2 separate regions of the Homo sapiens genome follow, and region 2 is linked to region 1. A link is a contact called in ENCODE Hi-C or POLR2A ChIA-PET data. All regions are on one chromosome and are shown on one strand. The core of a region is the stretch at or near the end of the contact, and the rest is flanking DNA. Distances in the headings are between cores, read along the strand shown.

The links. A loop is a pair of places that touch in the nucleus more often than their neighbours do. ChIA-PET counts read pairs that join two places held with the same protein, here RNA polymerase II (POLR2A). Pooled maps may share reads with other maps.
Region 2: a loop to region 1 is called in a pooled map, with 2.2 times the contacts of the local background. The contact joins two enhancer-like sites. A Hi-C loop is called at or near these places in 1 of 50 pooled maps. POLR2A ChIA-PET finds 5 or more read pairs at or near these places in 4 of 52 experiments (H1, MCF 10A, SK-N-SH and 1 more).

The regions. Positions count from the first base shown.
Region 1 is chr16:11,360,359-11,366,702 of GRCh38, reverse strand. The region is part of intron 1 of LOC105371082 (a long non-coding RNA gene); the gene reads right to left. Among named protein-coding and RNA genes, the nearest start is that of RMI2, 18 kb to the right of the region's middle. RefSeq lists an enhancer at 4,307-4,366. Within about 2 kb of position 3,347, at least 12 of the 41 ENCODE cell types and tissues checked have a DNase peak (open chromatin) inside an H3K27ac peak, as active enhancers do.
Region 2 is chr16:11,493,737-11,500,170 of GRCh38, reverse strand. It overlaps LOC400499 (putative uncharacterized protein LOC400499), which reads left to right. Exons shown (of 67, transcript NM_001370704.1): 11 at 5,411-5,596; 12 at 6,375-6,434. Among named protein-coding and RNA genes, the nearest start is that of LITAF, 90 kb to the left of the region's middle. RefSeq lists enhancers at 1,464-2,012, 2,504-2,798, 2,776-2,825, 5,004-6,000. Within about 2 kb of position 4,535, at least 15 of the 41 ENCODE cell types and tissues checked have a DNase peak (open chromatin) inside an H3K27ac peak, as active enhancers do.

The DNA of each region.
Region 1 (6,344 bases), core at 2,098-4,597:
AGACTAAATTTAAAAAAACACAAACAAAAACATGACTCACCTACATAATGTGTAGAAGAGGCACACTGTACATAGAAAAGCAGGTAAGATGAAAACACAGGATGAAAAAAGATATCTATGTAAACATTAATTATAAAACTCTATTAACATCAGATAAACAGATAATATGTCGGCTTCCTACTTTTTTGATGGAACAATTAAAAATGCAGAAAATGGGGTTGGTACAGTGGCTCACCACTTTGGGAGGCCAAGGTGGGCAGATCACTTGAGCTCAGGAGCTTGAGACCATCCTGGACAACATAGTGAGACCTCATCTCTATCAATAACAACTGCCACCTGAGAAAATGGCATTTTTCATGAGGAACATCAAATACTGTGCTGTCCTTTCCCTAACTTCTGGTTAAGTCTTTCCTAAAACCAAGGCCCAGCTTTGGGACTCCTGCAGTTCCATTAGGTGTCAACAAGTCCCTTTTGCCAAAAATTAGGAAAAACAACCGAAAGTCCATCCACCAATGAGTGGATAAACCAAATGTGGTCTATCCATATGATGGAATATTATGTCATAAAAAGGAATCAGTCATAATAAGGGATGAAGTACTGATACAGGCCACAACATGAATGGATATTGAAAACACCATGCTGAGCCAGGCATGGTGGCTCACACCTGTAATCCCAGCACTTTGGAAGGCTGAGGCGGGTGGATCACTGCAGGCCAGGAGTTCAAGACCAGCCTGGCCAACATGGTGAAACCCCATTTCTACTAAAAATACAAAAATCAGCTGGGCATGGTGGCAGGTACTTGTAATCCTAGCTACTTGGGAGACTGAGGCAGAAGAATCACTTGAACCAGGGCGGCAGAGGTTGCAGTGAGCCGAGATCGTGCCTCTGCCCTCCAGCATGGGCGAAAGAGTGAGACTCTGTCTCAAAACAACAACAAAAATTTTAAAAACCCACCATGCTGAGTGCCAGAAGCCAGACACGAAATGCTACATATTGTATGATTACATTGGAAGGAAATGTCCAAAACAGACAAATTCATATAGACAGAAAGTACATTCATGATTGCAAGAGCTGAGGGGGATGGGAGGATTGTGGGATTGACTGTTAATGGGTATGGCATTTCTTTTAGGGTGATGAAGTGTTCTCGAATTAGTAGTGGTGATGGTTGTACCACTGTGTATACACTAAACACCAGAGAAAGGCCAGGCACGGTAGTTCATGCCTGTAATCCCAGCACTTTGGGAGGCCGAGGCAGGCAGATCACCTGAAGTCAGGAGTTCAAGACCAGCCTGCCCAACATGGTGAAACCTCATCTCTACAAAAAATACAAAACTTAGCCAGGCATGATGCCGGGTGCCTATAACCCCAGCTACTCGGGAGCCTGAGGCGGAAAAATGGCTTGAATCCAGGAGGCGCAGGTTGCAGTGAGCCGAGATCGTGCCACTGTACTCCAGTCTGGGTGACAGAGCGAGACTCCATCTCAAAAACAAACAAAAAACATCAGAGAATGGTACACTTTAAAGTGCTGCATTTTGTGGTATGTGAATTACTTATCAATTCCTTAAGACTAGTAGGAGAAGGAAGGCATTGCAAATGATATTTTGGTTTTGTAATTAAACAAGAGATTTCTCCCTCTCCCCCCAAAAAAGTTCTCTTTCAGTTTCTGCAAACTTCCTCCTTCCCTCCCCTACCCATCCACCCAGAGGAATTTTATCTGTTCCTGCCTAAACAGATTAGAGGGCTTTGTCTTTTGAGGCCTGGTAGGTAAATTAGAAAGGGGTCCCAAGTAAAGAGAGAGAGAGAGAGGCATCCCAGAGCCCTTTTCCATCTGAGCCTCCCACGGCCCATGACTCACTTTACCCAGTAACATGCTTCCCTTCCAGTTTACCATCTGGAAGAAGGAATAAACTTATTTTTCTTATTCACCAATAATTTATGTAAACCAAACATTGCAAACAAGGGTTTCCTTAGCAACCTCTATCTCATTCTCTTCAGATACCAATTGCTCTCCAGTAAAGGGAGTGTCCTGTTCCACACAACTTAAATTAACTTGGAAATCTCACTTAAAACAGAAAAGTTAAGGTCTTCTTAAGGTTTACCAGGGGCAATGCATTTGCAGGAATGCACGGGGCTGAAGGTCAAAGGCAAAGAAAACAAGGCACAAATTCTTTCACCCGGATTTGGTTTGTCCTTGTACACCCATGGTTGACAAGGTCACCTGGCAATGACAAATCTGCTTTTGAAGTTTTGTTTTTTTTTCTGGAGGCAGAGTCTTGTTCTGTCGCTGAGGCTGGAGTGCAGTGGCGCGATCTCGGCTCACTGCAATCTCTGTCTCGTGGGTTCAAGCGATTCTCCTGCCTCAGCCTCTGAGTAGCTGGGATTACAGGCGCCCACCACCATGCCTGGCTAATTTTTGATTTTTAGTATAGACAGGGTTTCACCATGTTGGCCAGGATGGTCTAAAACTCCTGATTCTCAAGTGATCCACCCGCCTTGTCCTCCCAAAGTGCTGGGATTATAGGCATGAGCCACCGTGCCCGGCCAGGTCAGTTTTCTCTAACAGAAGTAACAAAACAGATGTAATCCAAAATCACAGATATATCAAAATTTTCAAAATGGTGTTGGAGGCCAGGTGCAGTGGCTCATGACTGTAATCCCAACACCTTGGGACGCCGAGACAGGAGGATCACTTGAGACCAAGAATTCAAGACCAGCCTGGTCAACACACCGAGACCTCGTATCTATAAAAAAAGGTTTTTTTTTTATTGAGATGGAGTCTCGCTCTGTTGCCCAGGCTGGAGTGCAGTGGCGCCATCTCGGCTCACTGCAAGCTCCGCCTCCTGGGTTCATGCCATTTTCCTGCCTCAGCCTCCCGAATAGCTGGGACTACAGGCCCCACCACACGCCCGGCTAATTTTTTGTATTTTTAGTATTCACCGTGTTAACCAGGATGGTCTCGGTCTCCTGACCTCATAATCTGCCCGCCTCAGCCTCCCAAAGTGCTGGGATTACAGGCGTGAGCCACCACGCCCGGCCAAAAGTGTTTAATGGTATTAGAAAATGCTGACTTGGGTAGTGACAGTTTCAATGCATCATTGCCTGGCCTTCTGGGTTTCACCTTGAACCTTGTGACAGGTGATCAAGTCATGTGTCCAAGCTCAGGGACTTCCTGTTGTACAGAGATGATGCTGCCTGGAGCACCCTACTCCAATCCCCCTCCCTTCAACTTCTCACAGTGTATCATATTCAGCCCACACCAGGGCAAGCCCCGCTCATGTCATCAGCCCTGCCCTGGCCAACAGCCTAGAAAAGATGCAGGTCAACTCCCACAAAGGGCAGGGTGACTCAGTTCATTCACATGCTACAAGCCAGCTGCCTGCCTTGTACTCTCCCCAGACCTGGGCTGTGTGCAAACTGCACAGACAGGGCCCTGTGCTCAGAAGGGTCCCCAATGCTCACTCGAATGCTCTATTACCATCTTGAATCTTAATTTCTGAAAATTATTGATTTTCATTTTGTGCTGATCCCTGCAAATTAAGTAGCCATTCCCACTTCAGAGCCACTTAACGAAGGTTCTTGGGTGGCTGGAATAGGCTGGGGTTTCCATAAAATAAGGGACTGGCTGGCCGGGCGCAGTGGCTCACGCCTGTAATCCCAGCATTTTGGGAGGCCAAGGTGGGTGGATCACGAGGTCAAGAGATTGAGATCATCCTGGCTAACACAGTGAAACCTCGTCTCCACTAAAAATACAAGAAGTTAGCCAGGAATGGTGGCACACGCCTGTGGTCCCAGCTACTTGGGAGGCTGAGGCAGGAGAATCGCTTGAACCTGGGAGGCAGAGGTTGCAGTGAGCCGAGACTGCGCCACTGCACTCCAGCCTGGGCAACAGAACGAGACTCCATCTCAAAAAAAAAAAAAAAAAAAAAAGGCGGGGGAGGTGGTGCTGGCCAGGCACAGAGCCCCTGCAACAGAAGACCCTTCCCTTGCTCTAAAGTAACCCTCTCAGAGCCATTTCTTAATGGAGCCTGCAACAGCCTGGTGACCTGCCCTCAACTGTTTTAATCATTGGCTGTCCCCTTCTTCAAGAGCAGGTGCATTTCACATAAGTGCATAATTAATACTAACAAGAGGGGCCGCCGCCCGTGTGCTGGGGCCCTGTCATGTGTATTCTGTGCTCAGGGTCCGTGGGAGGCACAGGACCCAGATCTATCCTTACAGTATGACTATAGATCACTCTAGAGTGGCCTGTCCTGAGCAGGACAAGACCCGGCAACCCTTTTGGTCAATGCTGGAGCATCTCCCAGGGATGAGCAATGGTGGCGTTTGCAGGATGGCTGGCAGCACTCGGCAGTGGGCCAGCTGTGCCTCAGTGATTCTGGTGGTTCAAACCCACAACCCAGCCAACTCACCCTAGGCTCCAACCAGCCTGGCTAACTGGGGACAGCCATTCCCAGCTGCACTCAGGCATCTGAAAGACCCTTCCTTTCCTGCGAAGCCTCTTTCAGGGTTTCAGGAAGGAAGTGGAGACAGTAAGGGGAAACCACAAACCCATATAACTCTAATAGTATCACCTCTCGGTCCATGGGGGTGGGGGGAGGCTGCTTCCCGTGTTGAATTTCATCCTGAAGCCACCCTGGTGGGGGTAGGGGCAATGCCATTCTCTCCATCTCACAAACAACATCGCATTGGCCCCGAGAGATGAACCCGGGGACTGAGTGTGGCTAGCAAAGCCAGGATCGTGACCGAGCAGGTCTCTCCAACTTAGGAGCTTTAAGGGCAGGCTGTTGGTTTCTGCAGATACTGGCCTAGCATAGCCCATGTGATCAGCCAGGGCTGAGGTCCCTCTGCTGACAGGTTTCCCTCCTAAGGACACTGGTGGGGCTGTGGCCCCGTCAGATCATCTGTCCCTGGCAACACGCTTTTCCAGGGAACTCCAATGAGGAAGAGAAAGTGCGGACCATCGACTTCCGTGTCTCTGAAAACAACTTTGTAAAAGTGTGTAAGGACCCAACACTCTGCTTATAATCAAACGGCTCTGGACCCCTCCGCTCTGAGTGCTTCAACATTGGGCATTTCCTTTTCCTGTTTGGGTCTCAAATTCTGCCTCTGGGATCTTGTTTTGAAGGCTAAGTTTCCAGCCAGAACAAGTGCCCACACTCTACTATCTCAAACTCATCCCCTTGCCTTAGCCAGGAAGGCTGATGACAGACAGGGTCTTTGCTCCCCTAGACACAGCTGGCCATGACTACAGGACCCTCAGACGCAGGCAGAGCCCTTTGTCCTTTTTTGTCACTGTGCAGACCACCTTGGGGGCTGATTATGCTCCTTAAACCTCCTGGGAACGCTTATGGCCCCCAGCACTGCAAAAAGGATTAAGTCAACTGAGAAGAGACATGTTTTTCCAATTAGTTAAAAATCACCCATGTTGGAATTTTTGCAAAACTGGCTGGTTGCTTTCCCATTACCCAAGATTCCTCATTCTTTCTTTCTGTATAATTTCATAAGGTTTTCAAGTAAATTTGATACTAAAGGCCCATGACCATGAAATAAACAGGACACTCACAGCGAAACGCTAAAGCCAAAATCTCATCTTCCATGCGCCATGCAATGAGAAAGGAGATGGACAGTAACTTCCACCTACCAAACTTCCCTACCCCAGGTTTCTGAAGACACATCAACACGTGCAACGACATTTGTGTTTGGATATGCATTTTACTACATACGTACATCTTTAAAAAGATTTTTCCCACTGACATTTATTTCTCATGCCAAGTCGGGGCCAGCCGCCAAACTGGGGAGACCAAGATCCTGGAGTCAATGCGCTCATTCTCCTTAAAGGACCGTGACACCAGCCAGAGAGGCGGAGAATGTGGTAAAGGCAGGGAAAACACGATTCTTCCACCTAGGAAGACAGAAGAGCTCTCCCAATGGGCAGGGCAGCTCTGGGAGCAAGTCACTAATAATAGCAGGAATATTACAGCCAGTGCATCAACACATGGGATGAATTTAACAAGGCTGGTTTTGTTTTTTGTTTTTTTTTTTTGTATGATGGAGTCCTGCTTTGTCACCCAGGCTGCAGTGCAATGGTGTGATCTTGGCTCACTGCAAGCTCCGCCTCCCGGGTTCAAGTGATTCCCCTGCCTCAGGCTCCCGAGTAGTAGGGACTACAAGGCGGCAAACAAGGCTGTTCTTACTTCAATTTTGCAAAGTGAGGAAATGGAAGCCCAAAAAGGCTATGTGTCCCAAATCATTTATTGAGTGGTAGTAAAGCTGGGATTGGAACCATGCTGTCTGGATCTGAAGCCCTATTGTGCTGTTCCATCAGGCAGGTCCTCGTGGACAGA
Region 2 (6,434 bases), core at 3,286-5,785, 130 kb before region 1:
TGAGGAATGAAATGCTGTGTGTGAAGTGGTTCTCCTGGTGTCTGGCACTAAATCTGAGCACTTGAAATCAGAGCTATTATATTTATAAACACACATATTTAATGAGTCTGGAGATTAGGAAATCTGTGTGAGATGAGGTCAATAATTTCTACGATATGTGGAGGTCTCATTTAACCCTTGAGGTGTCTCTATGAAGTAGGTGCTCTCATCAACCCCATTTTGCAGGTGAGAAAACCGAGGCCCAAAGAGGTAGGGCAGCTTGCCCAAGGGATTGCAGCTGCTCTGCCCTTCACCTCAATTCTGACCTGAGACCTTGGGGTGTGTCCTCACTTTCCTGGGCAAGGGGGTGTCACCTGTCACTCCCCATCTTGTCCCGGCTAATAGTGAGTGCCAAGTCAGATGGCATCGGTAGGGAGCGGGAGTGAAGACACAGCTGGTGCCAGGCAGCTGGGGTCCCTGGGGGCATCAGAGACCCCTGCATTGGTAGAATGGACCCTACCAGGATCTGAGAGCCCCTGGAGCTGGTCCAGCCCTGGCTGTCCCTCCAGGTGGAATATAGGGAGCCCTTGCCTTCTGGCCCCTGACCGCAGGGTTTGAGGTGGGGCTGTTCCAGGTAGACTGTGTTGTTGGCTCTGCTCAGCAGACAAGAATCAGGCACTGACTCAGAGCCAGGCCCAGATTGGGTCCCAAGAGGCATCACCCACAGTTCACAGCCTAGCAGGTGGCACGCTGGCCACCAGGAATGCCAGAACCACCCAAGACCTGCCCTGGGCTTAGCCCATCTCCCTGGAAATGTCTGTCTCCTTCCCCTTCCCCCATTCCCCTCTGCCTCCCTTCCCCCTCTCCCCTCTCCCTCCCTTCCCCCCTCCCCTCTGCCTCCCTTCCCCCCTCCCCTCTGCCTCCCTTCCCCCCTCCCCTCTGCCTCCCTTCCCCCCTCCCCTCTGCCTCCCTTCCCCCCTCCCCTCTGCCTCCCTTCCCCCCTCCCCTCTGCCTCCCTCCCCCCTCCCCTCTGCCTCCCTTCCCCCCTCCCCTCTGCCTCCCTTCCCCCCTTCCTCTCTTTGCCCCCTTTCTCCCTTCCCCCTCCCCTCTTCCTCCCTTCCCCCCTCCCCCCCTTCCTCCTTTCACTCGTTTATTTGTACATATGTTCGATTCATGTGCAGTAACTAAGAGCACAAACCCATCTGGACTTCCTCATTTCAGATCCCAGCCCCATTCCTCACCAGCAGGACCTTGGGCAAGGTACTTTACTTTCCCAGGCCTCAATTTTCCCCGTCTGGACAATGGGACTATTTTGTAGAATGACCTTGCAGACCAGGTGAATTGTATGGTGTGTGCGGAGGGAAGTGGCTGTTGCCATTAGTCTGGGACACAGCACTGAGCCAAGCAGGTGGCATCGATCGGCTTGTGGAGCCCAGAAGCTTCCTCTACCTGCCTCACATGTGATGTTCCATGTGCAGGCCAGAGCTCATGCCTCTCTGGGCTGTATTTTCTTGTTCTGTCATCGAGTCAGCAAGGCCCTGCATGAGCCCTGGCAGGTTCTGGGAATGCACCGGGTTCGTGAAGCCTGGGGAGAGGAGGGGGGTGGGAAGTGGGGAGTGAGGGGCAAGCAGGGAGAGAGTATTTTAATGAACTTTTAATTTCGGATTAATTTTATTTATTTATTTAATTATTTAATCATTATTATTTTTTGAGACGGAGTCTCGCTCTGTTGCCCAGGCTGGAGTGCAGTGGCGCAATCTCGGCTCACTGCAACCTCCACCTCCCGGGTTCAAGTGATTCTCGTGCCTCAGCCTCCTGAGTAGCTGGGATTATGATGCACACCACCAGGCCCGGCTAATTTTTTTGTATTTTTAGTAGAAATGGGATTTCACCATGTTGGCCAGGCTTATCTCGAACTCCTGAGCTCATGTGATTTGCCTGCTTCGGCCTCCCAAAGTGCTGGGATTACAGGCATGAGTCACTGCGCCCGGCCTTCTTAATGGTGTCTTTCAATGAACAAAAGTTCTTCATGTTGGTGAAGTGTGGCTTCTTGATGCTTTGTAGCTGGTGTTTGATCTCCCCCAGGTCCCAGTGCTTCCTGGCTTGTCTTCTCCCAGTTCTGTTTTCTTAGCTTTTCAGGGAGGGTTGGTTTGAGCATGATGACTGAGCTTTAGAATCATGTTGGAAAAGTGAAATCAGCTTAATAAGGGTCACAGGTTTGAGGGTAATTTTATTTTTCCATCTTTAAAAATGAAAAAGTGAGTATTTTAAACAGACTTCTAACTGAAGTGTAAGTAAGCCTTCGTTAGAGATTTTTGCATTAAGATTGTTTTCTTCTCCTCCCATTTTTTTTTTAAATTTATTTCCCTTTCAAAATTGTTTGTTCTTCTCTTTGCGATGTGGTTTCTGGTTTTTGTGAAAACAGGGAAGGCTGGCCCTTCTGGGTTCATCCCCCGGGCAGCCATACACAGAACCAACTGGGTCATTACTGTGTGGACTGCTCAGCACCCAGGCCTCATGCTGGCCCAGTTGTCCTGGCAGGGCCACCGGAAGTGGCTCACAGATCTGGGCTCTCTGCCAGCCAAGTGGCACCAGCCTGCCCCACAGCCCTGCAGGCTGTGACCAGGCTTCTGGCTCCAGCTTTGGTCTGGGACAGGCCCGAGCCTGCCCTGTCTGTGCCCCCGCCGCCTTTCTTGGGCAAAGCAGTCAGAGGCGGGAACCTCCAGCAGGCGGCCCCTCCCATGTGCCGGAGAGCTTCTTAGTCTTTTTATAACCCCTGCCCTCCCAGCCAAGCCCGCTTGCCCTGCTCTGTATTAAGAAAACAGACAGCTTTGTTTTCTTTGCTCAAATATAGGGAAACATTGAATGTGCTTTTTCCAGGCTCCACACACCCCTGTCCTTTCACAAAGAAAATATGCAGTGAGATGCACACGCCAAGACCCACACGCATGCATCCTGAGCGCACGTGTACACACATGGGACACAACCCACACACACTGAAGCAGGCACCCATTGCACTGGGACGTGCACACGCACACTGGATCATGTGTACATGCACAGACCTGCACGTACACTGACACAGGCTCACACCAAGGCACAGGGACACACAAACACACAGGGATATGCACACACATGCTGGATCACGTGTACACACACAGACCTACACACACTGTTGCAGGCTCACACTGAGGCAGGCTTTCCCAGGACACCCACATGGGGAAATGCACGGACACACACCCACACCATAGACCTGTCAAGACACACACACACACACACACACACACACACACACACACACACACATTGAGGCATACACGCCAAGACTCACGTACCTGGAGATGCAGATATACACCCCAGTGTATGCACATGTGAAGACATGGCAGGACATGCACATACACACAGTAGGACACTCACCCAGTGGGACGTGTGGAGACAGCCACCCACACCTGGACACATGCATAGGCACACCAAGACACACTGGGCTGTGCGTGGGCACACAAGGGACACACAGTACACACACACGCACCTGGACGCATGGGCACATGCACACATCCAATGGGACACACGAGATGCCCACATGGGGACACGTGTGCACAGGCATCCACCAGGAAATACACGCATACTAGGGTACTCGAGTGCGCTGAGACACCTGCACACCCAAGTGGGAACGTACACACCCACAAGCACTAGGATTCTACAGCACACACCAATATGCACACACACAGATGCTTATGTTCACACCTTCACACAGTGTGCTCACACCCTAGCGTAGTAACACAGATCTGGTGAAGAGTCACGAATCCAGAGAAAGAACAGAGCTGGGCAGCTCGGGCGTGGTGGCTCACTCCTGTAATCCCAGCACTTTGGGAGGCTGAGGTGGGCAGATCACCTGAGGTCAGGAGTTCGAGACCAGCCTGGCCAATATGGTGAAACCCCATCTCTACTAAAAATACAAAAATTAGCCAGGCGTGGTGGCAGACATCTGTAATCCCAGCTACTCAGGAAGATGAGGCAGGAGAATCACTTGATCTCAGGAGGCAGAGGTTGCAGTGAGCTGAGATTGTGCCACTGGACTCCAGCCTGGGTGACAAGAGCAAGACTCCATCTCGAGAAAAAAAAAAAAAGGACAGAGCTAGGCAGAGATTTTATTTCTCCACAGCTGCCAAGCAGTCCCTGTTCTGGAGTGACGTGGGTCTAGCACAGAGGCCCCTGTTCACAGCCAGGGCCCCAGGGCTGGATTTTAGAGTGAGCCCAGAATTTGCATTTTGAGAAGCCGTGAGTGTTGGTATCATGCCTGGCCTGGGAGCCAGCCTCTCCTGGGTTAAGTCTCAGTTCTATCTATAGCTGTGGGCTACCTGAGGCACGTCCCTTACCCTTTCTGTGTCTCAGCTTCCTGTGTCTCAGCTTCCTGCTCTGCAAAATGGGAATGATAAGAAAGGCAACGTGTGTGACATGTTATCAGCAGTCTGGCTTGTAGTGAACACAGTTTGTTTACTAAGATTTGTTGGTCTAGACTAGGCACGGTGGCTCATGCCTGTAATCCCAGCACTTTGGGAGACCGAGGCGGGCAGATCACTTGAGGTCAGGGGTTCACCACCAGCCTGGCCAACATGGTGAAACCCGGCTTTACTAAAAATAGAAAAATGAGCCAAGGGTGGTGGCACGTGTCTGTAATCTCAGCTACGTGGGAGGCTGAGGCAGGGGAATCACATGAACCCAGGAGGTGGAGGTTGCAGTGGGCCTAGATAGGGCCACTGCACTCCAGGATGAATGAGAGAGCAAGACTCCATCTTAAAAAAAAAAAAAAAGATTTGTTGGTCTGATTTCTCTGAGGTGCCTGGGGCAGGGAGCAGCTGTGTCCTGAACCCCCTCCTGTTTGCCTTCCTTTCACTGAAGCCCTGGAGTGAGGGTAGCTGGGCGTCTGAGTCGTGGGCCACATGGAGTGCCTTTTTTGTTTTGTTTTCTTTTTTTTTTTTTTTTTTGGAGACAGAGTTTCGCTCTGCCACCCAGGGTGCAGTGCAGTGGTACAATCTCAGCTCACTGCAGCCTCTGCTTCCCGGGTTCAAGGGATTCTTGTGCCTTAGCCTCCCGAGTAGTTGGGATTACAGGCACACACCACCATGCTCGGCTAATTTTTGTGTTTTTAGTAGAGACGGGGTTTTGCCATGTTGGCCAGGCTGGTCTCGAACTCCTGACCTCAGGTGATCCACCTGCCTTGGCCTCCCAAAGTGCTGGGATTACAGGCATGAGCCACCGTGTCTGGCCTCTGGGGTGCTTTTAAAATGTTCCCTGAAAAGAGCAATTTGTTCAGACTCTGGGGGACTCAGCTCTGTATTATGAAGTTGCCCAGGTGAGTCGGTGTGTGGCCAGGGTGAGGCCTGTGAAGTGCATTTACCCACCACCTCGGGTGGGGGCCGATTTCTGTCCCCAGCCACTGCTCCAGACCCCGAGGGCCAGCCCTGGCGCCTTCCTGGGCATCTCAGCCCTGGTGCACAACCTCTGTGCTTCTCTGGACGGGCCCTGCGGCCAGCTGCCTGGAGTCGGCTCCCTAGTGAGGATCCTGGGAGACGCCTTGGGTGAGAACTGTACCATCCAGGAGCCCTCGGATGATGACAAGGTGAGGACATCCAGTGTCCTGAGTACCGGCTTCAGTGCCCCCAGTGGGGCCGAAGCGAATCAGGCAAGCTCCAGGTGGAGAGGGTGGGGGTGGGTTCCCCCCTTTGCCCCTTCCTCCTATCCCTCATTCCCCCTTCCCCACTTCAACCCGTCTCCTCACCCTCCTGCCTGCCCCCCCACGCCACTGCCCCTTCTATACCACTGCCCCCCCCACACCACTGCCCCCCAACACCACTGAGTGGGGGTGGGGTGAAGGGGGGAAGGGGGAATGGGCTGAGATGCCCAGGAAGGCGCCAGGCTGGCCCGCGGGGTCTGGAGCGTGGCTGGGGACAGAAATTGGCCCCTACCCCGAGAAGGTGGGTAAATGCCCTTCACAGCCCACCCCCCACACCACTGCCTATCCCATGCCACTGCCCCCGCCCAGGCCACTGCCTCCCCCCACGCCACTGCCCCCTCCCCCACGCCACTGCCCCTCCCCACGCCACTGCCCCGCCCCTCACGCCACTGCCCCGCCCCCCACGCCACTGCCCCGCCCCCCACGCCACTGCCCCGCCCCCCACGCCACTGCCCCGCCCCCCACGCCACTGCCCCGCCCCCCACGCCACTGCCCCGCCCCCCACGCCACTGCCCCGCCCCCCACGCCACTGCCCCGCCCCCCACGCCACTGCCCCGCCCCCCACGCCACTGCCCCGCCCCCCACGCCACTGCCCCGCCCCCCACGCCACTGCCCCGCCCCCCACGCCACTGCCCCTCATGGTCCTACCTCCATCTCGATTTAGCTCCAGCTTGTGCTGAAGGCAGTCGGCAACGCGGGCTTGGCAGCCATGGCTCTCACCCCT